2 separate regions of the Homo sapiens genome follow, and region 1 is linked to region 2. Evidence: chromatin loops called from intact Hi-C (ENCODE). Cell type or tissue: gastrocnemius medialis. All regions are shown on one strand. Each heading gives the region's core, and the rest is flanking DNA. Links, peaks and the distances in the headings are about the cores only. Region 1 holds the start of LOC105369911 (a long non-coding RNA gene). Region 2 overlaps LOC105369911 (a long non-coding RNA gene).

Region 1 (15,742 bases), core at 2,675-10,674, 49 kb before region 2:
GAGCCACCATGCCCAGCCCAACCTTCTGTTATCATTTTATTTCAACCTGAAGATCTGCTTTTAACATTTTCTGTAGTGTAGCCTATTGTAATGAATCCTTTCAACGTGTGTTTCTATGGAAGTATGTTTATTTCTACTTTACCTTGGAAAGGTATTTTTGCTGAATACAGAATTATAGGTTGATAGGGTGTCCCTACCATTTTAGCCTTTAAAATGTGATTCCATTGTTCTCTGGTTTGCATTGATTTTGATGAGAAGTTAGTGCATATTTTTATCATTCTCCTGTGATAACTTATCCCTTTAAGAATTTTTTGTTTTGTTTCATTGTTGTTCTCAAAAATTGGATGATGATATGGCTAGAAATAGTTTTCTGTGTGCTTATTCCACTTGGAATTTGTTCAGATTTTTGAGGCTTGCGGGTTGTTATTTTTCATCACATTTGGAAAAAGTTTAGTTATTATTTCTTCAAATGTATTTTTCTTTCCCGGTTTTTCTCTTCTCTCCTTTTGGAACTAAAATTACTAATATGTTAGACTTCTTGATACGGCCCTACAGGTCACTAAGGCTGTATTTATTTTTTAAATCCTTTTTCAAAGTTGGATAATTTATTTTAACCGGTTTGCAAGTGTACTGAACTTTTCTTCTGCAATGGCACATCTGCCATTGAGCCCATCCAGAGAATTTTTTATTTCACATATTGCATTTTTCACTCTGGGAATTTATAGTTGTTCTTTTTTATAATTTCCACTTCCTTGTTTAGGTTTCTCTTCTGTATACAATGTCAATATTTTAACAAATCCTTGAATACATTTATTATATCTGTTTTGAAGTCCTGACTCATTAATTCTCACATCTCTGTCAACTCTGGATCTGTTTGTATTGACTGTTTTTTTCTCCTGGATATGTAACACATTTGCCTGCTTATTTGTTTATCTAGTAATTTGTTATTGTGTGCTGAATCTTTAGAATGTTATTTGGTTGACAGTCCTCCTTTAATTAGTGCTGAGTTTTATTCTCACTAGCAGTTAATTTACTTTCAACTTCACTTGGTCTGTCAGTGCTATGGTTTGAATGTGTCCCCTCCAAAATTTATGGGTTGAAACTTAATAGCCAGTGTGACAGCATCAAGAGATGTGGTCTTTAAGATGCCATTAGGTCATGAGGACTCCTCCGTCATGAATGGGATTAGGCCCTTATAGAAGAGGCTTCAGTCACCATTCTGCCCTCTTTTCCCCTTTCTTCTACCATGTAAGGATGCAGTTTTCCTCTGCTCTGGGTAAGCCAATAAGATGCCATCTTGGAAGAAAAGATTGGGCCCTCACCACATACTGACCTGCTAGTACCTTGATCTTGTATTTCTCAGCCTCCAAAATTGTGAATAATAAACTTCTCTTCTTTACAAATCATCGAGGCTTAGATGTTTTATTATAGTAGCACAAATTGTTTAATTGTTATAGTAGCCCAAATGGTTTAAGGCAATCAGGGTTTGATTTTAGGCTTTATTGGGTAAGTCTAAAGTTGTTCTTACTCTAGGGCTAGAATAGCCCTACTTCTAACATTTGGTCATTATAATGGTCAACTAATTGCTGTGGATTTTTAGTGAAGTCTTTACCCTCTGGTTTATCAAAACTGGAATATCTTGAACCCCTTATTCAGCTCATACTCTACTAGTAGTTGTTCTCTATCAGAGAACCCTGAACACATGCAGCTTAGTACTCAGCTAGACTCAAGGAAACCCATATGCAAAATTTGGGACTTTCTCCTCTCAAGTATCCTACTTTGAAAATTCCAAGCAGCCTCAGCATTTCTGAACTCTGATCTCTCTTTACTTTGCCCAGAAAAACACTTTATTCTCTTTGGGTTCCACCTCCCTTTGCCTTTATTTGCAATGTGCCCCTAGTTAATTTACTTTTTTTCTTATAAATTGAATTTTCATGGAGATGAATGGGAAGCTCTTTGTGTGTTTTTCTCCTCTCAAGAATTATATTCCTCTATTGTCTGTTTTATAATGCCTGGAAACCACTTCTTCATATGTTGTGTCCGACATTACACTTGGACACAAAAATACATTAAAGTGAGAAGACAAGTCTGGTATCTATTTTTCTCTCATGGCCGGAATTAGAAGTTGTATCCAGTAAGTCTTTGTGCTGCTGTAAGACACCAGAAATGTCTAAGGTTCCTAGGGGAGGAATGGCTGGGAGGACAAGAGAAGGAAGAAACCTAATTGTTTAGGCTCCAAAATTTCAACACTGGAAGACCTTGAGAACAACAGTTTACAAAGAAGGAGCTTGAATTTGCATATAAATACCACTTTTGCATAAAAAGTCAACAATATGTCTATTGACTATTTGAAAAGTGGGAGCATGGTTGTTGATGGATAATAGGAAAGAGGTAAAGCCATTTTAAGCCCCATTAGCCTACAACGAGTCACTAAACACCTATGTTTCCTTAGCATGGTGGGCTGGAGGTAGAGGGGGAGTTTTGATTTATTAAAGAAAATAAAACTATGTGATCTTTCTTGTACACAGAATTTGGGGGTAAGTCTCAAGAACTTCTTTCATCCTTTAAAGAAACTCTCCATAAGGGCAATTAGTCAAGTGAGTTTCTTTGCTGTGGCCATTTATCCTTATGAGATACTTAGCTCTAATCTTCATTAGAAAATTAAAGGAATTACTAAAACTATAAAATCCTACCAAAATACTCCTGCAAACTCTTGAAAATCACACTAGCAACGATTAAGAAGAGGGTTTCTTCTCTCAATGTAAAGCTATGAAACAAAAACATTGAAGGAATTACATTTTCTCTAGTGCACTTAGAATAATGAAGACGATACAAGTGAGAATAACCTCTCTATAACACATATTTATCCATTTGCAACAACTATCCTGCTGATAATTATGATAAAATACATTTTGAAAACCATTAGCTAAGCATCCTCTTCATAATTTATAAAACATAATTAATTTTTTCATCTTTAAAGGAGAATAAATTCTATTTGAAGGCACATACGATCTTATGATCGTAGTCCCGATCATGTTTTTGAGTTCCTTGAAGACAAAGAAATCCACTCTGACTCATTTCAGCAGTAAAATGAGTTTATTTCAAAAAGAATTAAACAGCTGAAGGGCTCCAAGGGAGGCCCAGAGACAAAAGATTAGAGGCTAGCAGACAGGAACAGTGCCCCAACCTGTGCTGCAGAGCTGCTCAGTGAAGTCATCATTGCCCCCTGCTTGGGACAGCCACCAGAGCTGGCCCTATCACTGCTGCTTTAATGAACAGAATGTCTCTGCCTTTATCCTTGCCAGATGGACTCTGTGCACCATCACTAGTGTAAGGAGGAAAAAATTAATTTTTTCTCTCCCCTTTCTGAGCTCTTGGTTGGAATGGACTGCTGTAACAAAATGAGAGAAAAACAAAGTTTAATAACATGTATACCTCATGTATGTACACATGGGAGATATTCAGGTGTAGGGTCAAAGAAGGAAAGCTTCCCCTTCGCCCTCCGAAGGTTCACTGAAAGTGAACTGATAAGAAGGAGATTAGTAGGAGCAAAAGAATACAAATTTAATTTTAAAATGCACAAGGGAAAATCACAGGAGAGTGATTACCCAAATACCTAATGAGGTCCAGATGATTACACACCCTTCTTCATAAGGGGGAGAGGAGGGATGGAAAATGGTAGGAATTTCTTTTGAGGAGTAGTAAAATGTTTCTTAGGGAAAATGAATGAACCAAGGGACAGAAATTAGCTTGTAAATGATTGTCTTCAAAATTAGATATTATCTTGTGAAGAAGTTCATCCAGATGTAGATTCTTCAGTCTTCTACCTATGATAGATAATCAAATTCAGGGAAGGGTAATGGAAGGTGATTGTATTCTATTTGGCAGGGCTGGTCTTAAGGTAAATAAGTCAATATCAGTGTGAAGTATCTCCCAGCATTTTACTTTAATTTTTTACAATCAGCATATCAGAATGCCATACTGTGGTGTGAAATTCCCTGGGATCCTTCAGGGGGAATGCTATAGTTTGAATGTGTATTGCCTCCAAACCTCATGTTGAAATTTGATCCCAATGTTGGAGGTAGGGATTAATGGGAGGTGTTTGAGTCATGGGGTAGATCCCTCATGAATGGCTTGGTGCCATCTTTGTCATAATAAGTGAGTTCTTGCTCATTAGTTCCCTCGAGAACTGGTTGTTAAAAAGAGCCTGGTACCTCCCCCACCCCCATTGCTTCCTCCCTCACCATGTGATTTCTGCACGTGCCAGCTTCCCTTCCCCTTCCACCATGAGTTGAAGCAGCCTGAGACCCTCACCAGAAGCAAGTGCTGGTGCCATGCTTCTTGTGCAGCCTGCAGAACTGTGAGCCAAACAAACCTCTTTTCTTTATGAATTACCCAGCCTCAGGTATTCCTTTATAGCAACATAAATGAAATAATACAGGAAATATCTCAAAGCTTTTGAATAAATCTCAGAAGTATCATAGCTTTGACTTCAAGCTTAAATACTATTCTCTGAAACAAAGAAAGTTCCTACCCAGTTAGAGGGAGGAAAAGCACCTTAAACAAGGGTAACTATACAAAAAAAAAACCTTACTTGTGTTTAAGTTGCCTTCTCTATTGATAAGAGTTTTTAGTAACTTAGACTCATTCTTTTTCTTCTACAGAGATGAGACACCCTTACGATGGAGATTTCCTTTATAGATGCAAATTTCTCTTACAAAAGCTTAACTTCTACTCTGTTTTCAGAGCTTCTCCTGTGTCTACTGTCTCCCCAAATAATCAGCTCAAAGTGATCCTTATTTTAAAGAGGCATATTTGGGGTACACATTCTGGCCACCTACAGCCATATTTTGGGGTGAAATAGTCTCATCTCCTACATAATATTCTAAACAAATGTAGGACAGATGTATCTGACTGATGGACCTAGATCCCATTGCTGTATTCTTACTACATAGGAGGCTAGGAAAATGAGATTTTGGTTTTTATGCTAGGGAGGAATGCATTCACAAGGTGAGAAATCACCTCAAATGCAAGGACAGATAAAATAATGGATAAATAAATAAGAGTAGGAAGGAAGAACCTTAAAAATTATTAGATGAACTTCCTCGATTTACCAATTTAAGGAAATAAAGACACATAAGATGGAAACGATTTACCCCAAATCTACTCCTTCTCATGCCAGATAAGGCCTTTTCCAACTTGCAGGAATGACAAATACCTCAGACACTCCTTTGTTCCACTTTCACAGAAGACACCTCTAATGTAGAGTATCATGAAGAGTATCTTCATGATACTCTTTCTCATGAAGCCCAGATTTGGACTCAGTCTTTTTCAATACAGCCCACTGAGCAGCTATAACCACAATTAGCACTAGAGATGGAAACAATTTGCCAGCCCTGTACTGTAGCAGGCTGACATTCACTCAACAAAATCTTGAATGAATTAATGAATAGAGAATAAAGTCTCATATAATTAACACCCTTGGAGTCCACAAAGGATCTTTTAGGTAGTTTGTTAGATGATCTCCTTGAGAATTAATATTTATTATGCCCAGTTGTCTCTATTTTGGCTACTGGCACAAATTCATAATTTGTTTACAACAGTTAATAAACAATCAAGCTTCAACTCATTGTTGCACTGCCAGCAATCACACCCATCTCCCCATTCATTCGTATGAAGATGTTTTACTTTTCAAGTGTCAAAGTGGGTAGAATTTGAGCTTGGGAGATGTTTCTTCCTGGCATGGGAGATTGTAACTACATGATGCTGCTGGACTCCTGCCATTTCCTTTTGGAAGTGGGTTGATGGCAAACCAACTCTGGCTTCTATCCCTGCTGAAATTCAGTGGGGTTTAACTACACTGCCTTAGTGTGTATCTAATCCAAAGATGACATCGGACTGGCCCCTTGCTTAGATAATCCAGAGAATGTAATACATTGGTATAAAGTAGTTAAGGGTTTTGTTTTTTTAAGAAATAAGTTTTGCTTTTGAATACAAGTGACAGAATTTCTTGAGGAAAAAAATAAGGAATTTTACTGTCTCATTGACAAATCATTGATGAGCAGAGCTAGCTTCAGCCAGTTCCAAGGACTCATACAAGGCCACCTCTGGACTTTGCCTTCTTTCATGTTGGGCCTTGTCCTCAGGCTTCACATAGTAGCTTCTGGAAGCTTCAAATTTACTCTTCTAGGTTCAAATTCAGTGGAATAGATGGCACTTCTTGGTGGCTTCTATGTAAGTATTAGTATTTCCTCCAACGGAAAAACCTGAATACAGAAATTAGCCAGGCATGGTAGTGCACACCTGTAATCCCAGCTACTCTGAGGCGGGCACAAGAATCGCTTGAGCCCATGAAGCATAGGTTGCAGCAGTGAGCTGAGATGATGCCACTGCCCTCCAGCCTGGGTGACAGAGCAAGACAAAGAAAAGAAAAAGAAACAACTTGGTTCATGTGAACATTCCAGAACCAACTACTGTGGCTTGAGTGATTCAGTGCCCTAATTGGCCATGTCTAGATTACATATCCCGTCCTGGATCTGAGGTTGGAACAATACCGTTACATCTAAAAACAGTGAATGTCCACCACGAGGGCGTATTCAAACACTGTCCGGCAGGGAATAGATGGCACACTCAAAGGAGCAATTGAAGAGAGTTTTACGAAGGGAAACAGACAAAGGATAGAGAAGCATGTAGGGCTGGGAACAGGGGGACACTAGTTCCAACCCCCTAGGGCTGAAGGTGAATGATGAAGGAGCTGTTGTGGGAACGGAGTGAGAGGTGTAGCCATGGGTATGGGCCACCAGGCAGAGCTGTGACCAGATATAGACGAGCACAGCCACTGCCACAGCCCAGCCCAGAAGGGAGGGTGTAGAGTGACAACATTTCTCCACCCCTCTCTCCTCCCAACTTCTGATTCATTTCTCATGCTTCTGATTACCCAAGCCTAACCAGGAGCCAGAAGGCAAGGAGCCTGGGTATCATAGTCTGCAGAGGGCAGCCTCTTGGAATAAAGGGCAGGGTAGAAGGAGTCTGTGGATTTGATCTGAAAGGCAACAAAATAACTAGCACACTTTGTTCCTGTAAATCAGGGGTTGGCAAACTCTTGCCTGTAAAGGTGGAAAGGGAGTGATCCCTCTCCTCCCCATCATAAGGGCCACAGCCAACACTCCTTTAACAAAAGATAGGTTAACAAGAGAAACTCATAACAAATTTCTTTAAACATAGTTTTATGTGACATGGGATCCTTCAGAGTGAAGACAAAAATACATGGGGAAAACTGTCCATTTTTATGCTGGGGTTTGATGAAGAATGGACAGCTGTGTAGGCCTGCAACTGGATAAAAAGGGTAAGAGCTAATGGGAATAGACTGAGTGGGGAGACCCAGCAAGGCCTGTCTTTTCAGGTTCTTCCTGGCCTCTCTGTGCAGCATTGCTTCTTTCTGGATATGGGACAGGACGCTTTCTGGATATGGGACAGGACGCTTTCTGGAATGGGAGGCTTATGACCTACAATCAGACAAGGCAGGTCAGAGAAGTTCTTTTCTTTTGAGACAGAGTCTTGCTCTGTCGCCAGGCTAGAGTGCTGTGGTGCGATCTTGGCTCACTGCAACCTCCAACTCCCTGGTTCAAGGGATTCTCCTGCCTCCGCCTCCCGAGTAGCTGGGATTATAGGCATGCACCACCATGCCTGGCTAATTTTTGTATTTTTTTAGTAGAGATGGGGTTTCACTATGTTGGCCAGGATGGTCTCGATCTCCTGACCTCGTGATCCACCTGCCTTGGCCTCCCAAAGTGCTGGGATTACAGGAGTGAGCCACCGCACCGGCCCAGGTCAGAGAGTTTCTTCATGGCCAACTCCCACACAAAAAGGGAGGGAGAAAGTTAGAGTAATATTGTTAGGTTTTGCGGCTGGCTTTGGAGAAGGGGTTCTGGTTTCTGTGACCTGCCTTGGGGAAGAGGAATTCTTATTTCTATGGCTAGCCTCAGGGAGAATGAGAGGCGAGAGACAGGAGGGCAGGAGAAGGTCCAAAAGAGACTTTACTTCTGAGGCTGTTTCTGAGGCCTTCACACTGGGGATCATTTTCTGAGCCTCAGCAGACTCATGGGCCAAATGTGGCCCACCACCTGTTTCTATAAGAAAAATTTTATTGGAACACATCCAATAAGCAAATTCTTGTTTATTCATTGTCTGTGGTTGTGTCTGCACTACAACAGCAAAGTTAGGTAGTTGTGATAGGAACCATATGGCCCATGAAACTTAAAATATTTACTCTCTGGAGCTATACAAAAAAGGTTCACTGACCCCTGGCCTAGGCCAACACAGCCACTGTGCCTGACACACAGATGGTATGTAAATGAGGTACTAAAACTAAATGAATGACCTAAAGCCTTGGTGACAGTCACAATGTGAATGAACTTAAGCTTCAACCCCAGGAGATCATTGCAATTGCAAGGCCCTCAAGCCATTTCCCTTTATTCCAGAATTGCTTGTGTGGCTTACTCCCTTCCTCTGTAACTACTGCTACAGTCCAACTGCCACTGTCCCTCTTGATCTCTGCTGCTGCTGTGTCCTCTTGGTTCAGTTGATATGGTCATTTTCTTTGGCTGCCATGAATATCAGTGTTTTCCCTGCCAAGGCCCTGGAATTTAGGAGAGGGTGTACTCCTAAGAGATTATAATGCCTTTTTGACTTCCAAATGGGAGACTGCTCTTTCCTTTTTATCTCCCTTCTTTGGGTTACTTGGGATAAGAATCTCAGAGACTAAGGGGACACTGTATAGCATCATCAAGTATTATCTCCAAAAGCTCTCTTCCTTGCCCTGTTAACCAAAGTCCCAGTGTAGAGCGCAGGCACTTGGATTTTTTCATCTCTCAGGAGTTCCTTGTTTACCCAGGGTACTCCTCATTGAACTTGGGATGCTCTTTACTTTTGTTCAGGGGGTTAATTCTGGCAGTGCAGCTCCACATTCCGTTTATTTACTCATGACTTCATTCATTCAACATGATGTCTTCCAGGAAGCCACCAACAGTGCAATCTTGGCTCACCGCAATCTCCACCTCCCGGGTTCAAGCAATTCTCCTGCCTCAGCCTCCTGAGTAGCTGGGATTACAGCCATGCGCCACCATGCCTGGCTAATTTTGTATTTTTAGTAGAGATAGAGTTTTTCCATGTTGGTCAGGGTGGTCTCAATCTCCCAACCTCAGGTGATCCATCTGCCTTGGCCTCCCAAAGTGCTGAGATTACAGCCATGAGGCACCACACCCGGCCAACAGCTACCTTTAATAGAAGCCCAACAGTCATCTTAATACTGCACAGTTTTTGAGATACGAGGCAGACTGGTCCCTACTTTATGCCTTGATTATGATCACTGCCCTAGATTTTGATCACAGTGTATAAAAACAGCCAGGTTACATCAGTAACCACATGAATATGACATAGTGACCAATAAAACTTAGCCCAGATTAATCCAACACAGTGATGTGCATAGTCATTGCACTTTATGGTAATCAGGTATAGATGGAACAGAAATATTGTAATGCTAGTTTTCACGCAACCCTAACAGGGGTCAGAAGAAGAGAGGAGATAGACAACTAGGAGAAGCTGAAAAAAATGCTCTGGGTCATTTTTTAAAGACTTCTGATAATATTTAGAGATGTGGGGCCAGTTGGTGTAACTGGAGAGATGAGAATGCTATAAAATGGAAAGAAATCAGAAGGAAGAGAAGTTGGGCATAAAAAGTAGCTTGGAGCCCAAACACCAATGTTGTCCATATTGCCCCTCGCCTAGGGCTGATGAAAGTCTCCAGATCTGGAGAGGAAGAAAAGGAAGATTAGAAAGAAAGGAGCAAGGTGCCTCCAGAGGGATTCTCAGGAGGAGGACAGATGCCGGGCAGTGCACTGGAGGTAGTTTTGGCCAAACACCTGCCATGGGCACAGTGTCGTAAAAAATATACTGCTACTGAAGAAACAACTGTCTCTCAACATCTGTGAAATGGAAATCAAGCCCCTACTATTGGCAAGGAACCCCTACTCACTCATCTTATTCAAGTGGAGAACCCTATTTCAATTCCTCAACTGAAAGCCATCAAGTTTGTGGATGGATAATGGAAAGGGAAAATGGCTTTGTAGATAGATTCTCTGATTGCCTAGTGTGTATGTGAGCATGTACATCTCGGACAGGACTGGTAAAAGTCTGTGTATTATGCACACACAGACACATACACTTTTACCAGTCCTCTCCAGGGATTCTTCAAAAACACAAATCCACTCATGCTAGCGTCCTCTCTAAAGTTTCCCAACGATTTCCCATTGTTCCTAGATAAACTAATGTGGCTTCCAGGGCCCTGTGTGACCTGCCTACTGCATCCCTCTCAGTACTAGCATCTTCACAATATCATCTTATATTCTGTCTTTCACCCAGACTGAACTGCCACTCACTTCCTGTTGGGAACCATGCCCTCCCTTATCTCATTTCTTTGTGACCCACTCTTCCATGGCCCAGACTTCACTCGTTAACTTCTGCTTGTCCCCCAGGTGTTCGTTCACTGAGGTGTTCTGGATGTCTGGGCCAGGTTAAATCTCCCTTTATGGGCCTTCCACTGTGTGTCTACGCTCTTGGTTGTAACACTCACTACAATTTAAGGCAATTGCTTACACAGTTGCCTGTCTTCCCAGCTGGTCTAGATGCGGGCAGGGACCTTGTCTGTTTTCACTCATCTCTGCGTCCCCAGCATCGAGCACATGTCTGGCATAGAGAAGACACTAAAGTAAACTCATTGACCCATTGAATGAGGCTCACTAGAGAGGAAAAGAAAAATCACCATCCTCGTTACTCACACCCACCTCATTTCTTGGCACAAGTGCAGGTTGTTAGCTGGGTAGCTTGTTTTCTCAGAAGCAGAACAGTATTTTTATGATAATAATATAAACTCCAAATGTCCATTTTTTGATATTTAAAGATAAATCTCACCCTATAGTATACGAAATAAGGATTTCCTTTGATCCATTTGCTGCCTGGCTCTGAAGTGCTGTGATCTTTTCCAGTCCTTGACAAACGAATCTGAATCTGTATTATGCAACTACTAAACTGATCATAATTTTCTGTGCCCAGAACAATAAACTAACAGATGTTTGGAAAGAGCATTAGAGGAAATGAAAAATAATTTATAGGAATACAATGGAGCCAATAGTTTAGTACCCCCAAAATAATAATCTCTAAGAACATAAAAATAATTGCTTCCTACTACAAAAAAAAAAAAAACTTTAAATGCTACTTTCTAAAAAATATATACCTGTTAGAAACAGAGAGAAGCTGAACTTCTGTCTCATTACTACCCATATTCTGTGTGATTTATTCCATTCATTTTTCTGACAATGCCCTTCAAACTCTGTAGGTTCACTGGGGCCCCTTTAAGCCCTCAGAGCTCTCTGTCTTATCAACAAGGATTTCCTTCTTTAACTGACATAGACTCAATGCCTTAATTAAATACTCTACCTCAACTAGATTTTCTTTTCTCAAAATGTTTTATTGTTTTAATTCATAGAACTATAAAACTTTTTAGCTGGCATGCCCTTGGAGCAGTCATCTTCAATATTTAGCCCAATTTTTGTTAATATATAAAACCAGTCTGGGTTCATCTGAGTCCTCAATATTTCGGCTCATGTGTCTGATACAACAATGAGATGTGTGGATTGCGTGACTTGGAACAAATGTGCTCTAAGGGATATGGGTGTGTTGTCAAGCCAAGGCTAATGAAGGATTGCAGAGCTTCCAGAATGTGGGAAACCTCTGACTCTGGGGTATATAAGAGAGTATGGTCAGGGCTGTAAACCATTCCATTCAAAGAACCCATGAAGTAGTGAAGCTGGTCAGCTATTGAGCCATAACTGTGGATAATTTTATGGTAACTGGGAGACACTGTTGTATTACAGTCAGCATTGTACTTAGTGACTGCTGACATTTTTGTATTGTTTTCAGTCTTTTAAAGTTTTCAATAGTGCTATCCACATTCTTTTATTTGAAAGTGTGCTGCAAGCACTAGAAGAATGAGAATCACCATCTTAGTAAGGGGTCAAGCCCCCAGTCCCCTCTTAAGGCTAAGGAAACTAAAGTTATAGAAGGAGAAGGTATTTGAGGCTGAGTAACCCAGCTTGCTTAAGGTCCATATGGTCAAGACTAGAATTCAGTCCTCACAACCCTCAAGACCTTTTTCTACTATGCCTTATTTCTACTCTTGAGTTGATAAACCTAGGTCACCAGGGTTTAAAATGAGCAGGAAAAACAAAATCTGTTAAAACAGATAGGGACTGATGTGGTTTGGTTCTGTGTCTCCACCCAAATCTGATATCCAGTTGTAGTCCCCACGTGTCAGGGGAGGTGGTTGGATCATGGGGCAGTTTCCCCGATGCTGTCCTCATGATAGTGAGTGGGTTCTCTGAAGAGCTGATGGTTTTAAAGTGTTGCATTTTCTTGTTCTCTCTCTCTCTTTCTGTCTCTCTCCTGCCACCTTATGAAGAAGGTACCTGCTTCTCCTTTTCCTTCTGCCATGATCGCAAGTTTCCTGATGCCTCCCCAGCCATGCAGAACTATGAGTCAATTAAACCGCTGTGGTTTATAAATTACCTGGTCTCAGGTAATATCTTTATAGCAGTGTGAGAACGGATGATACAGGGGTTTAACAGACCCCCTCAGCAGACCCCTGCCTGCACTGAGCTTGTGTCTCCATTTGGCTGTCTAGAGCGTTGTACATCCTCTCTTTCAAGAGCGATCAAATTCACGAAGACCAAACCTGTCTAAATATTTGCACTGAGAGTTGGACATCTTGTAGAGATAAGCACAACTTAAGTTGCTTTTCTTTGTTGTTATCACATCATGGGACTCTTGCACAATGCATGATGGCTCTCCATTAACAAGGGTGAGCAGGAAAGAGCAGGGCACTTCGGATATTTGGGATTCTGCAAGACAGGAACGGAGAGTTGAAGAAATTCACGTGGTTATGGCACCCGACCTCTGAGGGGAATAGCAGGAAGCACATTTTAGAGCACCCATGTTGACCTCAGGTGTCCTACCTGCAGGCCTTGGTAATATAAGGGAATCCAAATCAGCAGATCAATGGAACCAGTGGGAATCCAGGTGAAAGTGGTGTTAAAGGCAGTTGGGAATTCATGGTGTGATTCTGAATGATACTTTCATTCACAGCAAATCTGCAGCCCCTGGTTGAGAAAGGGGAGTAGCAAGTATCCAGCCCCAGGGAAGAGGCCTGGGACTATGTAGGCAAAAGTCAGGCACTCATCTAAGCAGTCTGGTGTTTTGCAAAGAAATCCAGTTCCAGCAAGATTGTTGGGAGGTGAAATGCAGTTGTAAGACAAGCCCGATAGGAAGTGGCCAGTGGGACCCTGTGCCTCAGTGGGCATGTGAGGCACTGAGGACACAATGGAGGTCTCTGTGGGATGAAGATGTTCATTATACATAATACTTGGTTAAAATTTTTATTCAAAGATTCAATAATTTATGCTTTAGAGTGAAGAAATAACCCAAGAATGTCTACATGTCTAAGACAAACAAAAAATGGTTTTATCAGAATTCCCAGTCAAGACATCATGTACCAGGTCTCTACGTCCCTCCAGTCTCATCTGTCATAAATGTTTGACCTCCCCACCCTCTGAACCCCTAACTTCACCTCCTTAGTTGACCACAGAAAACAGGTTGTAGGCCCTGTTTTCATTTATTGCCACCAGCCTTTTTGTGCTCTTCTTTCTCCCTGAAATGCCCTTCCCTTCCCCTCTGTGGTTCTGATGGTCTGGTGGACCCTGTTGTTAATGCTTCCACTTCCCACCCAAATGGAGTTCATTCCTCCCATCTTTATCCCACTATTCTATTTCTTGATTAATGTAATTATGACTGGGCTGATATTCAGCCATTGGGCACCACGTTGGCAGCACTGATTGTAAAATTACAGAAACACTTCTGGGAGAGTTGATAAAAGGCTGCTGTCCCAAGACCTCCACATGCCTCCTTTCTGTTCCTCCCACTCCAGCCAGTTCCAGGCCTCCCCAGGATGTAGTCACTGAAGGATTAATGCTGGGAGCAGCAGGACCCTCCCCAGCACCCTGGCCAAGGTCTTCTGTTGCTCTTACCTAGTCTTGGAAATTCTCAAGTGTGAATCAGAACAACCAGGCTCTAATTTGTACTTGCACTGAACTTTGGGCAAATCCCTTAGTTTCTCTGAGTCTTAGTTTTCTCATCTGTAAGATGGAGATGGATGCCTACCTTGCAGGACTTCCAGTGAGGTCGCTGGGTTGATGGGCATATATGCTTCAGCTTTTAGTAGCAGTATGTGATAATTTTGAGTGATATTCAGCTGAGCAAGGATGCCGAGAAAAATCCCAGATGAAAGAAGCAAGGCCTGACCAGCACTAACCTGAACAATTTGGGCTGACAGACTGTGGCTTTCCAGCCTTGTTATGGCCAGTGGTTAAAGGAAGGGAGGGTAGGGTAAGTTCTAGTTTCCCAAGGACAATGTAGTGGCCTAAATCACTTCTTTTGTGACTTTACTTGTCCAACTCTCCCCGGGCATGTGAGGAAATCTAGTTTATATCACCTTTGTTTTTTCCATAAAGCTCTTGAATGGGTGTGTGTGCTTGGTGGCTGCAGTCTTCTGAGAACCCAAGTTTCTTGGAAGTTCTTAAGAGTCCAGGCACTATTCCCTGGAAAATGTGTGTTTCCTGGGGATTATTAGAAGCTTAAACCTTCGGTCAAAGTTAAGCATCTAGAAAATTGTTCCTGGAAAGTGTTGTCAACACCTTCTTAATTGGCTGCCTTGGCATTGTCTCAAGGCTGTGATCTCTACCTCAGATCCTGGACCAATATCAAACCTTCCTCTACCAAGACAGTTGCCTTCTGGGACAGAAAATAAGTACAAACCTCTGGTCTGCATTTCCAACTCGAGGAAATAAAAGGAGCCTAGCTGGGAGGAGTCACATAAATCATACTTACATTGCTGGTAGAAAGTACATTTCTCTCTAGATTATTGCGCTCAAGGGCTTTCCTTTTCTCCCCCCTTTCCTTCGCCTCCACTCCATCCCCACAGTGAGGGTGAGAGATAAGAAAACTTGGTTCTTCATGGATGGACACCTTTGTTCTGGGCTTTAGAGGGCAAAGTCTAGATCCAGGGAAGTGCCTGTGTGTTTGCATCTACATAAGCAAAGGCTTCAACAGCAGGACTTAGGTACAAGCAACACCTAAGGGACACCATAGCCTCTCTTAGAAAGCTCTTTCCTCCTTTATGTTTGATTAGAGCAAATGTCATTCTACTTTTCACCTCCTCCAGATATGTGCCTGTTGCCACCTTGGTGCCAGTTAACTCCCTAGGAGTAATACAGGAGCTACAGTCCTGTAAGCACAACTCGAGGGACTCCATTCTAAAATTGTAGCTGGTGTTCTTTTGCTTTCCTGCTTTTTCATTTCCTCCTATGGCCCTTCCACTCTTCGAATGAGGCCATTTTGAGTTTTTGCCTTGCAATCACCCAAACAGGTTCATTTCACCCACTGCCCAAATAGAGCTAATTTATCAAGACAGGGGAATTGCAATAGAGAGTTTAATTCATGCAGAGACAACTGAACAGGAGACTGGAGTTTTATTACTCAAATCAGTGTCCCCAAAAATTCAGAGGCTAGGGTTTTTCAAGAATAGTTTGGCAGGCCAGGGAATGGGTGCTGCTGATTGGCTGGGGATGCAATCATA
Region 2 (15,742 bases), core at 3,490-11,489:
TCCTCTGGGAATGCTCAACTGATAAGGAGAAAACGCCTCAAGTGAGCGTGCACACAACTTCAGTAAACGCACTGCACATGCAGCCCCTCCCAAGTGTTGGGAGGCCACTGTGCATGTGGACGGCCTGCCCCAAGTTAAAAATCAAGGGAGGAGAGATGCAAAACTCCAGAAGCATGCCAACGTATAAAACCCCAAGTCAAAGGTCAAGCAGGATACTTGGATCTCTCAAGTCACCCACTTGGCCCTCTCCCAAATGTACTTTACTTCCTTTCTTTCCTGCTCTAAAACTTTTTAATAAGCTTTCACTCCTGCTCTAAAACTTGCCCTGGTCTCTCCCTTTGTCTTATGCCCCTTGGTCAAATTCTTTCTTCTGAAGGGGCAAGAATTGAGGTTGCTACAGACCGTACAGATTCACCACCACTAACATGAACAGAGCAGAGGCAGAACCAGCCCCTTCTGCTGCACCCTCCCAAGGACAATGTTGATGGCCCATCAGGCTCGTATCATTTCTTGGAAATAACTGAACACTAACAATGATAGGAATAATAATAGCACTAATACTTAGTGTTCTGTATGTGACAGACATGTCCTAAGTACTTTACACTTATAAACTTATGTTAATGGCAAAACCAAATTCTGCCAAAATATATTTAAAGAAGTTTATTCCAAGCCGATGTGAGTACCTTCATCCCAGGTTGCACAATCTCAAGAGGAACTGAGAAAGGAAGCCTAAACTAGTCAGGTTACAGTTTGGTTTTAGACATTTCAGGGAGACAGGAATTGCAGTTAAAATCATAAATCAATACGTGGAAAGTATACGTTGGATTGGCCCAAAAAGTGTGACATCACAAAGCTTGATTTAAATCCTTGAAATCAGTAGAAAGGAAAGCCTGAATTAAGATAAGGAGGTTGTGGAGGCCAAGGTTCTGATGTAGATGAACGTTATAGGTGGCAGCCCTCAGAGAGAATAGATGGTGAATGTCTCTTCTCAGACTTTAAAGGTGTCAGACTCTCAGTTAATCAGGGAAAGACCTAGAAGGGGAAAGTCCTGGCTACATTTATGGAGATTCTCTACAGATGCAAAATTTCCCCACAAAAGATGGCTTTGCAAAGTCATTTCAATCTGTTGGCCCTGTGGCAGCCATTTCAAAATATGTTAAAGAAATATATTTTGGGGTAAAATATTTTGGTTTCCTTCAGGGTATGCTATCTGTCATGTGATGCTATATCTGAGTCAGGTTGTAAAGTAAGCCATATTATATAAGATTAATAAAACTCAGCCAGGTGTGGGGGCTCACACCTGTAATCCCAACACTTTGGGTGGCCAAGTCAGGAGGTCACTTGAGCCCAGGAGTTTGAGACCAGCCTGGGCAATATAGTGAGACCCCATCACAATAAAAAAAAGTTAAAAAATTTTAAAAAATGGCTAATAAAGCCTGTCTAATGAGATTTTATGGTTTCTAAGGTGTGACTCTCCAGGCCCCTTAGATAGGAATTTGGGCAAGAGAAAAAAAAAGTCAGAGTTCTCACTCATTAAATCTATTTTTTTTTTCTTTTGGAGACAGAGTCCTTCTCTGTCACCCAGGCTGGAGTGCAGTGGTACAATCACAGCTCACTGCAGCCCTGACCTCCCAAGCTCAAGCAATCCTCCTGCCTCAGCCTCCCAAGTAGCTGGACTACAGGTGGCACCACCATGCCTGGCTAATTTTGTGTGTGTGTGTGTGGAGGTGGGGGGTCTCACTATGTTGCCCATACTGGTCTCAAACTCCTGGGCACAAGTGATCCTCCCACCTTGGCTTCCCAAAGTGCTGGGATTACAGGCATGAGCCACTGCACCCAGCCTTCATTAAATCCTTGCAGCATCTCCATGAGCTAGGTCCTATTTTTATTACCACTTTTCACACAGTGAAACAGATGCAGAGAGATTCAGTAACTTACCCAAGGCCACACAGCTTGTGAGTGATGGAGCTGAGATTTGAACCCGGCAGTCTGACTGGAGGGTTAGGGATGATCCCTGGGCTGGGAGAGAGGCATCCCTGAGACAAATCTCTGCCCCAACACTCACTAATCAATTGACTTTTAGACAACAACTTAACTTTTTGCAGTCCTAATTTCTCCATCTCTTGACTTAGGGCATTGCTGTAGTAATATAAATAATATTATACCTACAACATGAGATCGCTGTGACACTGGTGGGCTGGGAGAGGTCCCCAAACAATGGTGGGACCTCGACCCTAGCTAGTGTCCAGGCCCTTGACACTTTCATGAGAAGGAATTCAAGGAGGAGCTGAACAACAGTGAAAGTATGGAGATTTGTTTATTTTTATTTTTGAGACAGGGTCTCACTCTGTCGCCCAGGCTGGAGTGCAGTGGCATGATCTCAGCCTCGACCTCCCAGGCTCAAGTGATCCTCCCACCTCAACCCACTGTGTAGCTGGGACTACAGGTGTTCACCACCACGCCCAGCTAGTTTTTGAATTGTGTGTGTGTGTGTGTGTGTGTGTGTGTGTGTGTGTAGATGGGGTTTCTCCATGTTGCCAGGTTGGTCACAAACTCCTGGACTCAAGCGATCCTCCTGCCTCAGCCTCCCAAAGTGCTTGGATTACAGGCATATGCCACTGCGCCCGGCTAGACAGAGAGCTTGATTGCAAAGTAAAAATACACACTCAAGACAAGGGAGTGCTGGCGTACTCAAAAGACAGAGTCACATGGAGCTTGGGGTTCCTATCATTATTGATTTCTTTAACCAAGGGGTGGAATATTCATAAAGATTCCTGGAAAAAGGTGAGGATTTCTTGGAACTGTAGTGCCACCCATTTTTACACCAAATATGGGTGTTCCTGGAAACATCATGGTACTGGTGGGTGAGGGTATAATGAGGTCTTGGGAGAAACCTAGGTCAAATGCAGCACCATGTTGGGTCCAGTTGGTCTTAGCCAGCTTGGCCCACACCCTGGTTTTCCAGGGTCTTATCAGCCCCCAGCTTCTATAGTTATTTCAAGAGTTTCCTTTTTGCAAGGCATGTGAAAATACTGCCTGGAATTTTCTGTTCTCCTTTGACCACACTGAATTTTTCCTGACTCAGTTGTTGAGGATCAATTCAGATCATGCAATGGCCCAGAGTAGATGCTCCATAAAGGTTATTGTTGCAATGATGATGTTCCAAATGGACAGCCTAGATATCTCCAGGTATCTGGAATGACGTCTTAGCATGGTGAGACATTTAGTGTGTCTCTTCTGCTCCTCACTGGAGTTTATGGGGAGACCTACTCCCCAGCCCAGGTAGCCAAAGGCAGCCCCTTTATTATATTATAGAATCTAACTGGGGTCCACTTCCCCAGTGCGGTAAGATCAGATATCTACATCAGGGTTTGCAGTGGGAGAAAGGAAGGTGTTTATTTGCAGGGCACCATGCAAGGAGAACCAGGCAACTAATGCTTAAGTCCCCACCTCCCTGATGGCTTGCAGGTAAGAGTTTTTAAAGGCAGCGGTAAATTTCAGGAAAGCAGAAGTTACAGGCAAAATCATAAACCAATACCCAGGTTACATACTGGTTTGGGCCTAAAAGGGCAGGATATCTTGAAGCAGAAGGCTTACAGGTCATAAGTAGATTCAAAGCTTTTCTGATTTGCAACTGGTTAAGAAAGAGAAGCTTTGTTTAAAAATCTGGGGCCAGCAGAAATAAAGGTTAGCTCTACCTCTTTGGGTGTGACTTTCTCTAGGCCCTTCAGGAAGAAATTTAGAACAAAGTACAGTGATCAGAGTTCAGTTCCTAGTTCCTCCTTATCTGAGATCTATATGTAGGGGGGATGGGTTTGGTGAGAGTCCAGGTTTCTGAAAAACAACTCAGAGACTCACGTTAAGATGCTATCTTTAGTTTCTATAGGGAACCAAACATCCTGTGACTCTGGCTTCCTTGGCTATTGTTTTAGGCTACTTTTTTTTTTAAGCCAGAGTCTTGCTCTGTCGCCCAGGCTGGAGTGCAGTGGCGCCATCTCAGCTCACTGCAACCTCCGCCTCCCAGGCTCAAGCAATTCTCCTGCCTCAGCCTCCCAAGTAGCTGGGATTACAGGCATGCGCCGCCACGCCTGGCTAATTTTTGTGCTTTTAGTAGAGACAAGGTTTCACCCTATTGGCCAGGCTGGTCTCCTGACCTCAAGTGATCCACCCACCTCAGCCTCCCAAAGTGCAGGGATTACAGGCGTGAGCCACCGCGCCCAGCCTGTTTTAGGCTACTATTACCTTCTTGCTTATCCAGTTGTTATCTGGACTAGGGTCTTAGCATGGGGCTAAGCTCCTCAGGGCTAGCTAGGTGCCTGGAATTTCCCTTAAAGGGACTCAAGGCTTTCCTTTATTTCCATGCTTGACCCTCTCCCACCAGTCCATCCCCTACAGGCCCCTAAGAGGAGGGTCCCTGCTTGTCTCCTCTTTTCAATTCCGTAGCGTCCATGGTGATGGCAGGTCCAACTACTACAGGCCCCTCCTTGGGAGGCCTCCTCTCTTACCACACCTACCCCCAGCCTACATAGTCTTCTCCCTTTGGGTTAAGCCAACCTGACCTCCCATCTGTGGGGATGGGAATAAGGGTGTTTATAATTCAAGGAACCTCGATTGTCTGCACACAGGCCTACGATGACTCTCCTCCTCAAACACATTGACCCTGAGGTGAAAGAAGCTGTTGAAGGGTTTTCTGAATCATCCACAACAAAACAATTTCAAAGAATTGTGGCAGCCAAATCCATTTTGTTGTTTAGATCCCAATTTTTCGAAAATCCTCAATCCATGAATGACAGCAACCTGTGGGGGAAGGCGGGGGGGGGTGGAGGTGGGAGGAGTAGGGAGGGCCCTTAGGTCCTGGAGTTGGACACAGCCTTAGATGTGGCTTCACCCTGTCAAAGAACAAAATTTTCACACATTGAATTTAAAGGTCCAGTTGGCTTTTATTATCGATTTGTGAATCAGGCAGCATCTTATCTATAAAATAGAAAAGGTGCTTTGAAGAACCAAGCAGATGGATGGGCAGAAAAGCCTGGGGATAGCAAGATCAAGAAACATGAAGTGGCTTGGTCATTTCAAAGTTACTTTCCTTAAAGGGTTTATACACAGGGGACTTCCCTCTCATGCCTGTGCAGGTGGATGGGGACCCTTTTGATACAGGAGCTAGAAAGAAATTAGGCAGTTAGTGAGGGTAAGAGAGTCCTCAGCAAGGTTACCCTTTTAATAAAAAGCAGCCCCCGAATCATTTCTTTTCTAACAAAGAGTGGCCTGAAAAGTTGAGCTGCAAACATAGATAAGCAAACTGGAAGCTTGCATGGATGAATGCTGGCAGCTATGCCAATAGGAAAAGGCTACCTGGGGACCAGGCATGTTCAGCATGGAGGCTCCATCTTCCCTTTTCTTTGTCACCACGTGTACAGTAAAGAAACAGGCAATATGGCACATATCTGCATAATAAAAGATTAGGGTGGGGTAGCCATCTTCTTCGCACGTTATGTAAATGACACACCTGGTCCAACCAACCTTTGGGCCCTATGTAAATCAGACACTGCCTCCTCAAGATCATCTATAAAACCCTGTGCATTTCACCATGGAACCGGAAGACCTACTCGAGAATCCCCCTCTCTGCAGGAGAGAGACCTATTCTCTTTCTTTCGCCTGTTAAACTCACTCTGTGTGTGTCTGCATCCTCGATTTCTTTGGCATGAGGCAGTGAACCTCAGGTATCACCCCAGATGAATGACACCACTTCACTTTCAGTTGGTTGCTGTAAATCTCCTGATTTTTGGAAAACTGGCCCGTTTTAAAGTTCAGTTTGAGCACATGTCAGGTAGCACAAGTGACACTATTCTGGTTTGCTTTGGTCTGTTGGAGCCCAGTGGAAGGACTCTGTCCAAAGCAATGGCCTCCTATAAATTTTATTTAACAACCTGAGCCTGGGGTAATAGTGACCCAGATAATGGTACTGTGGCTTAGAGAGTCATTTCTCCCTAGTGGTCACTGTGTGTTTTACCAGACAGAACAAAGAGCTGCAGATCCAGGAACAGTGGTTAGCCAACTCAACAGCATTTCCCAGGGAGATGGCTCTCTGTGTAACAGTCATAATTTATCAAACATTTTTGGTCCTTCAGAAACATTCCTGTTTTCTTCTCTCTCCTCAGCACTTCCTGTTTCTCTTTCATTTGGAACTTTTTCTCCTTCGCTATGCCCATCTCCTTTTCTTCCTGGTATTTCTCTCGCTTTCCCTCTTCATTGCTAATCTCCTTCTTCTTCTCTTAACTGGTATCGTCTTTCATATGTATTGAATATGTGTCAGTGTTCCCTGTTATCAGTTTAAAAACTAGATCAATTTATACCCCAAATGGAGTGAACAGATTGAACAAAACACCTGATGCCCATTAAATCTGAATTTCAGATAAATAATAATAATATTTGGAATACAATTATACAAAAAATATTATTGCTTACCTGAAATTTAAATTTAACTGGGCATCCTGTATTGTATTCTCACAGCCCTGCCTCCACCTATAGCTCAGTGTGGGCTTCAAATCTTGTTTGTCCTGAGAGTCAGTGGCTCTTGCAAATAAAACCAGGTCCCACGAATTTTTTATGATGAACCTGGTAACTGTCTTACACTTTTTTTTTGAGACAGGGTCTTGCTGTAAACCCAGGCTGGAGTGCAGTGGCACTATCATGGCTCACTGCAGCCTCAGTCTCCTGGGCTCAAGGAATCCTCCCACACAGCCTCCCAAGTAGCTGGGATTATAGGTGTGCACCACCACACCTGGCTAATTTTTAGATTTTTTGTAGAGGTGAGGTTTTGCCATGTTGCCCAGGCTGGTCTTGAACTTTTGGGCTCAAGCAATCCTCTCACTTGGGCCTCCTGAAGTGCTGGGATTACAGGAGTGAGCCACCATGTCCAGCAGTCTCTTATAATTTAAAAAATGTGATCAATCAACATTTCCTGAACACCCCAAATTGCAGAGAGTTTTTGGTCTCTTGCTTTTATGTGACACCTACATCTTCCAGGAGCTTGTTTTTAAAGGCAGCTGGCCTTCTTGAGGCACTCTTAAGCCCTGCCATCACTGTGCCATCCCAGAAATTGGAGAAAGCTCAGGGTGCAGATTCCCAGGGTGGCTGAATTCAAACCGCAATGTCAGGCCCCTGTTAGGGAAGTTAAGGGAAAGTTAATTCTGTGGGAAGTGGGGAGGGGAGGAGTAGAAATTATAAGCTTTTCTTTCAATATGACATCTTTGCCTTGTATTTCCTGTACCTCAGGAATGACCGAAGGATTGGGGAAGAAAATACTCCCCCTGCTGATGCTCCTTTGGTTCTACTTGGGAGTGAAGCTCACAAGAGGAGGGACTGCAATAAACGTTCCCCAGATGATGCAGAGGTCTCTCTCTGCTGACAGTTAATACCTTGCCTCCAAGCCTGAATCGCCTTCCTGTCTGCGGGGTGTCTGAACGAACACAGCAAGATGTGCAGGTCACTGAGTTAGAAGAAGTCGGCAGGGCCTAAGGCCTTCTGCAAGGTGTGACTCTCTCCCTCCATACTGAGAACATTTTGAAGTGACTTCAGAGGCTGCAGGGCTTGGGAAGTCCCATGAGAACCGCTCCCCTTTCCCAAGGCACCGACATGGCCTGTAGCCAGGCATTGCTGTTTCTCAGCAGACTGATCCAGGCCAGGCTTTCTGCTCTCCCTGCTGGAGGACCGCCATCCTTATTGAATGTATTTCCAAGAAAGCAGTTGACGGGCTTGGCTGTGCTATTTCTGGAAATGTTCAATAGGCCATCTTCTGGCAGGGACCGCTGCTGATGGATGGGTCTGAAGGGGAGACCGAGTGCTCAGCGCCATCTCGGCCCCGGCCTATTCCCAGGTGTCTCTGAGCAACAGCCGTCCCCAAATACCACGGGCCGGCAGCTGGCGGGGGCTGTGGGCCTCTGTGGAACTTGCTTCCTCCCTGGCAGGGAAGCTGCCAGCAGGCCTACTGCTAAATGAAGACAGGCGCCCTGTGACTATAAATTACAAAACACATCAGCTCCGGCTGATGCACCGCATGTCCCGCAGTCAGTTCTGCAGGGGACACTTGGCCACTGCCAAAGGGCATTCCAGACAGTGGCTTTAACTCTTGTGGCAGCCACAGGAGAGAGGCCAAGCCTGTTGCTGGGCAGAGGAGCTCTTGGCAACTCCCAGAGGTTGCAATTGCTCTGGACTGCTGAGCTCTGTATAGACCAGGGCTTCTCACCCTCTGCACCATTGACATTTTGGACAACATACTTCTTTGTTAGGGGCCATCTGAGCATTGTAGGTTTAGCAGCATCTCTGTTATCTACTCACTAGATGCCAACATAATCCCCTGCCCCCCGCCCACCCACACACATACACAGAATTGTGACAACCAAAAACGCCTCCAGACATTGTCAAATGTCCCCTGGAAGGCAAAATCGCCCTTGATTGAGAACCACTGGTGTAGAGGAAAGAGGGTAGGGTCTGGGGTGATGGCAGAGAGAGGAAGATGCCAGTTCAGAATCTCCAGGTGAGCTGTGAAGCCAGGCAAGTAACAGAATCCTTTGGCCTCAGTTTCCTCATCTCTAAAATGAGAAGAAAGAGAAGGTCAAATCAAGGGAGTATGGCGATCAGCTGAGCTAATGTGTGTGGTGCACTTTGAGATGTATTTAAGCTCTAGGTCAAACAACGTAGGAATAGATGATCTAGTGCTTATTTTTTTTTTTTTCTTTTTTGAGATGGAGTCTTGCTCTGTCGCCCAGGCTGGAGTGCAGTGGTGTGGTTCACTGCTACCTCTGCCTCCCAGGTTCAGGTGATTCTCCTGCCTCAGCCTCCAGAGTAGCTCGGATTACAGGCACATGCTACCGCGCCTGGCTAATTTTTGTATTGTTAGTAGAGACAGGATTTCATCATGTTGGCCAGGCTGGTCCTGAACTCCTGACCTCAGGTGATCGGCCCATCTCAGCCTCCCAAAGTGTTGGGATTACAGGCATGAGCCACTGCGCCCAGCCTAGTGCTTAAATTTAAAGAACATGGCTCCCTTTGAAGAATTTAGCCGAGTATTTATAAAATTCCCCGTGACTCTTAAATTAAAACAAACAAATGCTTTAGAAAGCTTTTCTCTTTATTTTTTTTCTTCTGACTTCTAACAAGAATAAGTATGCCGTGTCTGCCTGAGGTTAATGTACATGATTTCCCCTAGTCTTCCTTGAAAGAGGCTTCAATTTTTTTTTTTTAAATCAACACCCTAGGAATTGTGTCCGTCCAATGAACAAACAGAAAGTAATGAGGGAAGGGAATGCCCCTCTATTTTATTCACAAAATTAGCATCCTTTTCTTTATAGTTAGTAACAAAAACTGGTAAGGAACCACCACAGCCCTATAGAAAGACACTGTTGCTTTAAATGAGCTTTGCTGTTATATAATTCTCTGGCTGATTTCACCCCTCCAGCTTTCAAGGAACTGTAAAGAAATCTCTAAAGGCTAATATTTCTCCTGTTCACACTGGCAGAAAAACACAAAGGAAACTGGTAACCTGAGCTCCCTGGAAGGTAAAAAAGGAAGAGCCGAGTCCTGGAGGACAGGGCTACATGTGTCCCTTCCCGTCTTGGGGACCTTGTCAAGCACCAGGCGGCTGCAGCCCTTCTTTACAGCACAGCCTGTGTTCTTTCGGAAGAGCCAAGGCCACATTTGCTTTGGGAAACAAGACACTGTGATTAATCAAGGAAAACAAAAACAGCTTCGTTTTCCATAATGGGCCCATGGAAAGGCTTTTCTAGGAAAAACCTTGATCAAGCTGTTCCTTCTATTTCCCTAGTGGCCAACAGGGCTGGAGGGGGAGCACGGGAGAGCAGATGGGGTGAGCAAGAAGGTATCCATGAAAGTTTATTCCCGAATGATCCCTTCCAGAAACAAGGCTTCATTATGTTCACTTGCCCAAAGCACTGAGAGCGCCCACCAGCTAACAGCAAGGGCCCCCCTTCCAAGGCCAGGCATCACTGTCCTGGCACCCAACGTGCCCACCCACTCCTACTAGATCATTCCAGTCAGACAGGGTTCCTTGAAGGGAGATTAGGGGAGTGACACTCCGAACCAAACAAAGGAACAAAGAAGGGTCAGAAAAGGCAGGCAGACTCGGCACTGTGGTAAAACGCTCTCACATGCTTACGTCACAGTTGCAATCACAACGTAATCCTTACACTGGTACAGACAGGCGCAGGGCTGGGATCGGGGTGAGATCAGTGGGGGCACTGCCTGTGGTGCAAAATTTAGGGGCACCAAATAAACGCAATAATCAAATAATATTTTAATGCAATATTTTTAAGTGAAAATTGGTGTCAAAAATCCAGGATGAACAAAATATCAAAATATTGAAATTTAAAATCAAGATCCAGTTTCACAGACATTGGGTGTACCTGCCGATCAGCACACACTTGACTTTGGCTTTGCAGGGCCTCCTTGAAGGAGCTCGGTAAAGCAGCGTGAGCAAAGAAGCCCTGGATTTGGAGACAGAAGAGCAGGGGTCTTTGTGCACAACGTATATCTCCCACCTCTCTGAGCTCTGTTCTCCTTTGCAAAGTGGGCTTAATACTCACCTGTCTATCTCACAGGGTTTGTTGGGACCAAATGAGATCTTGTTCATGGGAGCATTTGATAAACCATAATCTATGACATCCTTGAAATGGATAACAGAAAGTATAACCATAATACTGGTAATTACAGTAGTGGGTAAAACAGGATATTCTTGGAAAGGGAAGGGAAGAAGTGGCAGGAGAGAGGACAAGGAGGTCGGGGGGAGTAAGGGACAGGCAGTGTGGTGAGAAGTGCGAGGAGCCCAGATTCTGAAATCTGACCGGCATTCAAGTCTCAGCTCAGCTATGACAGCTTACTGAACCTCAGCCTGTTCTCCAACCTCTCTGAGCCTCAGTTTTCTCAGTCTTAAAATGGGGATAATAATAGATTGACCATGAAGTAATACGTGCATAGCACCTAGTGTGGTCTGCAAACAGCTGGGTGTTAACCCCTTCCATCACACACACACATAAGTGTGTACATGCACACCTCCCTGCATACCCCAGTCCCCATCCCAGAGTAAACAAAAAGAATCAAACTCTGTAAAATATTTGAAGAGATTTATTCCCTTTTTTTGACACGGAGTGTCGCTCTGTCACCCAGGCTGGAGTGCAGTGACACAATCTCGGCTCACTGCAACCTCTGCCTCCAGGGTTCAAGTGATTCTTGTGCTTCAGCCTCTCAAGTAGCTGGGATTACAGGTATGTGCCACCATGCCCGGCTAATTTTTGTGTTTTTAGTAGAGATGGGGTTGCCACGTTGGCCAGGCTGGTCTCGAACTCCTGGCCTCAAGCAATCTGCCTGTCTCGGCCTCCCAAAGTGCTGGGATTCCAGGCGTGAGCCACCACACACGCCATTGAAAAGATTTATTCTGAGCCAAATATGAGAGAGGCCTGTGACACAGCCCTCAGGAGATCCTGAGAACATGTGCCCAAGGTGGTCAGGCTGCAGCTTGGTTTTATACATTTTACAGAGACATGAGACTTCAATCAAATACATTTAAGAAATACATTGGGCTAGGCGTGGTGGCTCATGCCTGTAATCCCAGCACTTTGGGAGGCTGAGGCAGATGGATCACTTGAGGCCAGGAGTTTGAGACCAGCCTGGCTAACAGGGCAAAACCCCATCTCTACTAAGAATACCAAAAAATTAGTCAGGTGTGGCACGTGCCTGTAGTCCCAATTACTTGGGAGGCTGAAGCATGAGAATCACAGGAGGTGGAGGCTGCAGTGAGCCAAATAGTGCCACTGCACTCTAGCCTGGGTGACAGAGGGAGACTCTGTCTCAAAAAAAAAAAAAGAAAGAAAGAAAAAACAAGCAACAACAACAAAAGAAAACATTGGTTTGGTTCAGTAAGGTGGGACAACTGGAAGCAGGCTATAGGTAGATTGAAAAATTTTCTGGTTGAGAATTGGTTGCATTTACAGCAGGATGGCAGGGCCAGTCTCCACCCATGACTGAAACCCACAAGTCCTGCCCAGGGACCCAAGCTCTGGGCTCCTGCCCTTCCCCTCCAGATCTAACCTCCTTCCTGCACGGACAGAGGTCCCAAACTGACTGCGGGAGCGTGTCTTATTGAGCTCAAACAATGTTTTTCATTTTTTAAAATTACTTGCCAACATTTAAAAATTGGGAGATTCTTATAAAAATCCCAATTTCTAGCCCATCTATTAAAATCCAGATTTCCAGCTTGTCTAGAAATATCTAAATGTTCAGCAATTGATAACAATAATTCCCATGTACTGAGAATATACTCAATGCTGAGCACAGTGCTCAATATTTTAGTTATTTTTTCTCTTTAAACCTTCACAGCAATTCTGTACTCCCTCCCCATTCTACAGATGATAAATCTGAGGCTCAGAAAACTTAAATAACCTATCCAAAATACACACAGCTAATAAACAGCCTGGCTAGAGTTAAACCCAGGGGAATTTGACTATAATTCCATGCTTTCAAATTTATGTACTTCCCACCATCCTGGAAGGTATGGACTAAACTATCGGTTTTCAAAAGTGTTGCAAGAAGGCTCGGAGGCCCGGGCTGAGTATGTATGGGGTGAGGAAGAGGAAGCTGGCTCAGGCCCCAGGGCTCCTACTTTTGTTAGGGCAGGTCTTTTTTTAAAAACCATTTTACATACTGGAGTTCCCTTCAAGTTGTCTTTTAGAAAAATAATCTCACTGCTCTGAGACAAAACCAAAACAAAGCCCCAAGCCCTGGTGATCTCCACTTTACCTTCTCTCCATGGCACCATGATTTCCGGGGTCAGCAGGAAAAGCTCCTTCTTCTCCCATTCCCAATTTACTGACCACATCCCTATGTTATTGCATCACTTCCGGGGCTATCTCTTTATGTTACGGCATCACCTCCAGTTGCATCTTTGAGCAGCTGGGGCCTGATTGGGCTATGACTTACAACCCTCGCTTGGCCAAGTGTCCAGAGACTTGGGAGCCATGGAGCCACGGCCCTTCCTCTGAGACCCGCTGGGGGTAGACAGGCCAACACCAGGTGAGAAGTGCTGCAGTGGAGGGCAAGGGTGAGGGGGTGAGGATGGCAGAGGCTAAAAGCCACTGAGCCTGGTAGAAAAGATGCCCCCTTTTATCTGTCATCATGAATTTCAGTCCTGTCATGATTGTCTATGAATTGAGTGTTTTCTTTAGGGTGACCTCAGAGGAATTACAGTGTGGTCAGAAGAGCACCTGGAGGAACCTGAGCTGGGCTCTGTCACTGCTTGGCATTGCATGAACTTGGTCCTATATAAAATGTGCATGGCATCTCTCTATGTACCTCACCCACTAGCCCTGGAGACATAGGGAGACTAAAAGGCATAAAGTGGCATGTTAATGAATGTCCTGTTTTAATTACTTGCATATGGTCCGACAAGCACAAACCAGGAAAAAGTGAGAGCTTCCAGACCCTCTTTGAAGACAGGGCTGCTGGAGCTAGCCTTGTCACATGATGTCAGCCTTGGCATCAACTGCCATCCATGTGCCGATGACTCCCAATTCCACAACCCATCTGGATCTCTCTCCTGAGATTCTGACGGTGGTTCTTATGGAACAGCTCCCCTTGGCTGTACCCCACCACTCCTCCAGCAGCATTTCCAAAATGGAGCTCCTCACCACCTCTTTGAAACCTGCTCCTTCTGCAGGGTTCTGTGGTCCAGGAGCTGGTATCCTCAGCCATACAGCCCAGAAACCTGGAAGCCATTCTTGACTGCTTCCCTACCTCATTCCACACATCTGACAACAATCTCAAGATGTGGTTGGTTCAGTCTACCCCTTAAGGAGCTCTTGAATCTGTCTACTTCTCTCCAGCTCTAATGGATTAACTTGGACTAGACTACCCCCATCTCTGGCCTGGATGACAGCAACTCCAGCTGCTGGGTCTCCTGCTACTGGTCTTGCCCTCCCCATCCCACACCCCACCACCCTGCCTTGCATGCTCCAAATCCCCAAACAGATCTTTCTGAAACACATGCACAGAATGATGACCTTTCTAAAACACACATATGATCATCTTATCCTCATGCTTAAACCCTTGCAACAGTCAGTTGGGATAAAGCCCTAATGCTTTCACATGGTATAGAAGGTGAGCCCCCACCCATCTATCTGCCATCTCTATCTTTTTTTTTTTTTTTTGAGACGGAGTCTCACTCTGTCACCCAGGCTGGAGTGCAGTGGCACGATCTCGGCTCACTGCAAGCTCCGCCTCCCGGGTTCATGCCATTCTCCCACCTCAGCCTCCCGAGTAGCTAAGACTACAAGCGCCCACCACCATGCCCGCTAATTTTTTTGTATTTTTAGTAGAGACGGGGTTTCACCGTGTTAGCTATGATGGTCTCGATCTCCTGACCTCGTGATCCGCCTGCCTCGGCCTCCCAAAGTGCTGGGATTACAGGCATAAGCCACCGCGCCCGGCCTGCCATCTCTATCCTTAACAGTCTGTCCAGACTGAATCTCTTTCAGTTCCCCAAACACACCCCATTCTCTCATCCCTATTCCTTTGTGCATGTTTCTCTTTCCACTGAGAATACACTCCATTAACTCCCACTCATCCTTTGGGTCTCAGCTCAGGTGGCACTTTAACCGGGAAGCTTTTGCTGACTTTCCAAGACTGAGTTAGGTACCCATCTACTGCATTTCCCTGGGCACCTTGTCCTGCCTTCATGTTATACATGAAGTCTACATGCCATAATTCCTTGTTGACTTGACTGCTTTTCCCATCCAGCTATGAACTCCATAAACGTTAACGTGTAATTCTGTTTTCATTTGTATCCCCTGTGCCTTAGTCACAGCCAGGCACGTAGTATGTGCTCAGTAAATTTTATTTTTGTGACTAAAGTGCTCAGGCCATCAAAAAGATGAGTTGCCTTTTAGTAGAAGCATTAAGAGGCACTACTAGGAAAGAGTGTGCTTGCTAAAGCAAGTATTTCAGTCAGATGTGCAAATCAAACTGTGCTTTAACAATACCAAGAACCGACTATTAACACCTTGGCGATTTGCTAACTTCTCTGCTTCCTAGAAGTCTACGTATTTTGGAATTTGTTTGTAGAAGTTGTGAAACACAGTCTCCTTCGACATATTTAAGAACTTCCTGAGTTTCGCTTAATTTCTTCTTGCCAGACGGACATGGCTTCAAATCCTTATTTTGTATCCTCTGTGTTGTGACCTTCCTTACCCTCCACTCGTTAGCGGCCCTGGCATTGAGATCTGCCGACGGCAATATCTGATAAAAGCCTGTCATTAAAAGTGTATCTGTGCCTGGTGTCAAGAGGCAGCAGAAGCTGAGACTTTGATTTTTCATTTTTAATCATCGTTTTGATCTCCCTTTTACCCCAAGGTTTCCAAATTCTGGGGCTTTGTGACCTTTGGACGATTGGGTAAGCTATTGTAATTCTCATATTTCCCCACAGATTTTCTCTCATTTTCAAAAGAGACAAACTAGCAGATTCAAAATGCACTGAACCCTCCCTGTGTTACACTACAGGAAGTGCAAAGATCTGGATTCAAGTCTTCACGCTACTGTTTATAGGCTTATAACTGTGGGCAACCCACCTAACTTCCTTGAACTTCAGCTTTCTCTTCTGCAGAATCAGAATGGCACCAGCCTCCCACCTCACTCTCTGTCTTGCGCGTGGTAGGCAGTGAATAAATATTAGCGTCCT

Evidence for each region. Hi-C counts contacts between places; a loop is a spot of excess contacts. Peaks named below come from ENCODE experiments on the same cell type or tissue, not always from the same donor. Only the 100,000 strongest peaks of a DNase experiment are listed, where the experiment ranks them.
Region 1: a loop joins it to region 2, with 7 times the contacts of the local background. A loop is called at or near these places in 5 of 110 quality-filtered maps.

Annotation. Positions count from the first base shown.
Region 1 is chr12:93,935,148-93,950,889 of GRCh38, reverse strand. LOC105369911 (a long non-coding RNA gene) reads left to right here and starts at 7,284. Exons shown (of 3, transcript NR_135017.1): 1 at 7,284-7,345. In gastrocnemius medialis, for the core only: a CTCF peak has its summit at 6,768; a DNase peak (open chromatin) is centred at 6,879; H3K27ac peaks cover 1,900 bases.
Region 2 is chr12:93,886,899-93,902,640 of GRCh38, reverse strand. It overlaps LOC105369911 (a long non-coding RNA gene), which reads left to right. Exons shown (of 3, transcript NR_135017.1): 3 at 7,276-7,676. It also overlaps a transcript of CRADD not described here. Among named protein-coding and RNA genes, the nearest start is that of CRADD-AS1, 160 kb to the right of the region's middle. In gastrocnemius medialis, for the core only: CTCF peaks have their summits at 5,997, 9,645 and 9,852; DNase peaks (open chromatin) are centred at 7,680, 7,990 and 8,880; H3K4me3 peaks cover 1,328 bases; H3K27ac peaks cover 3,575 bases.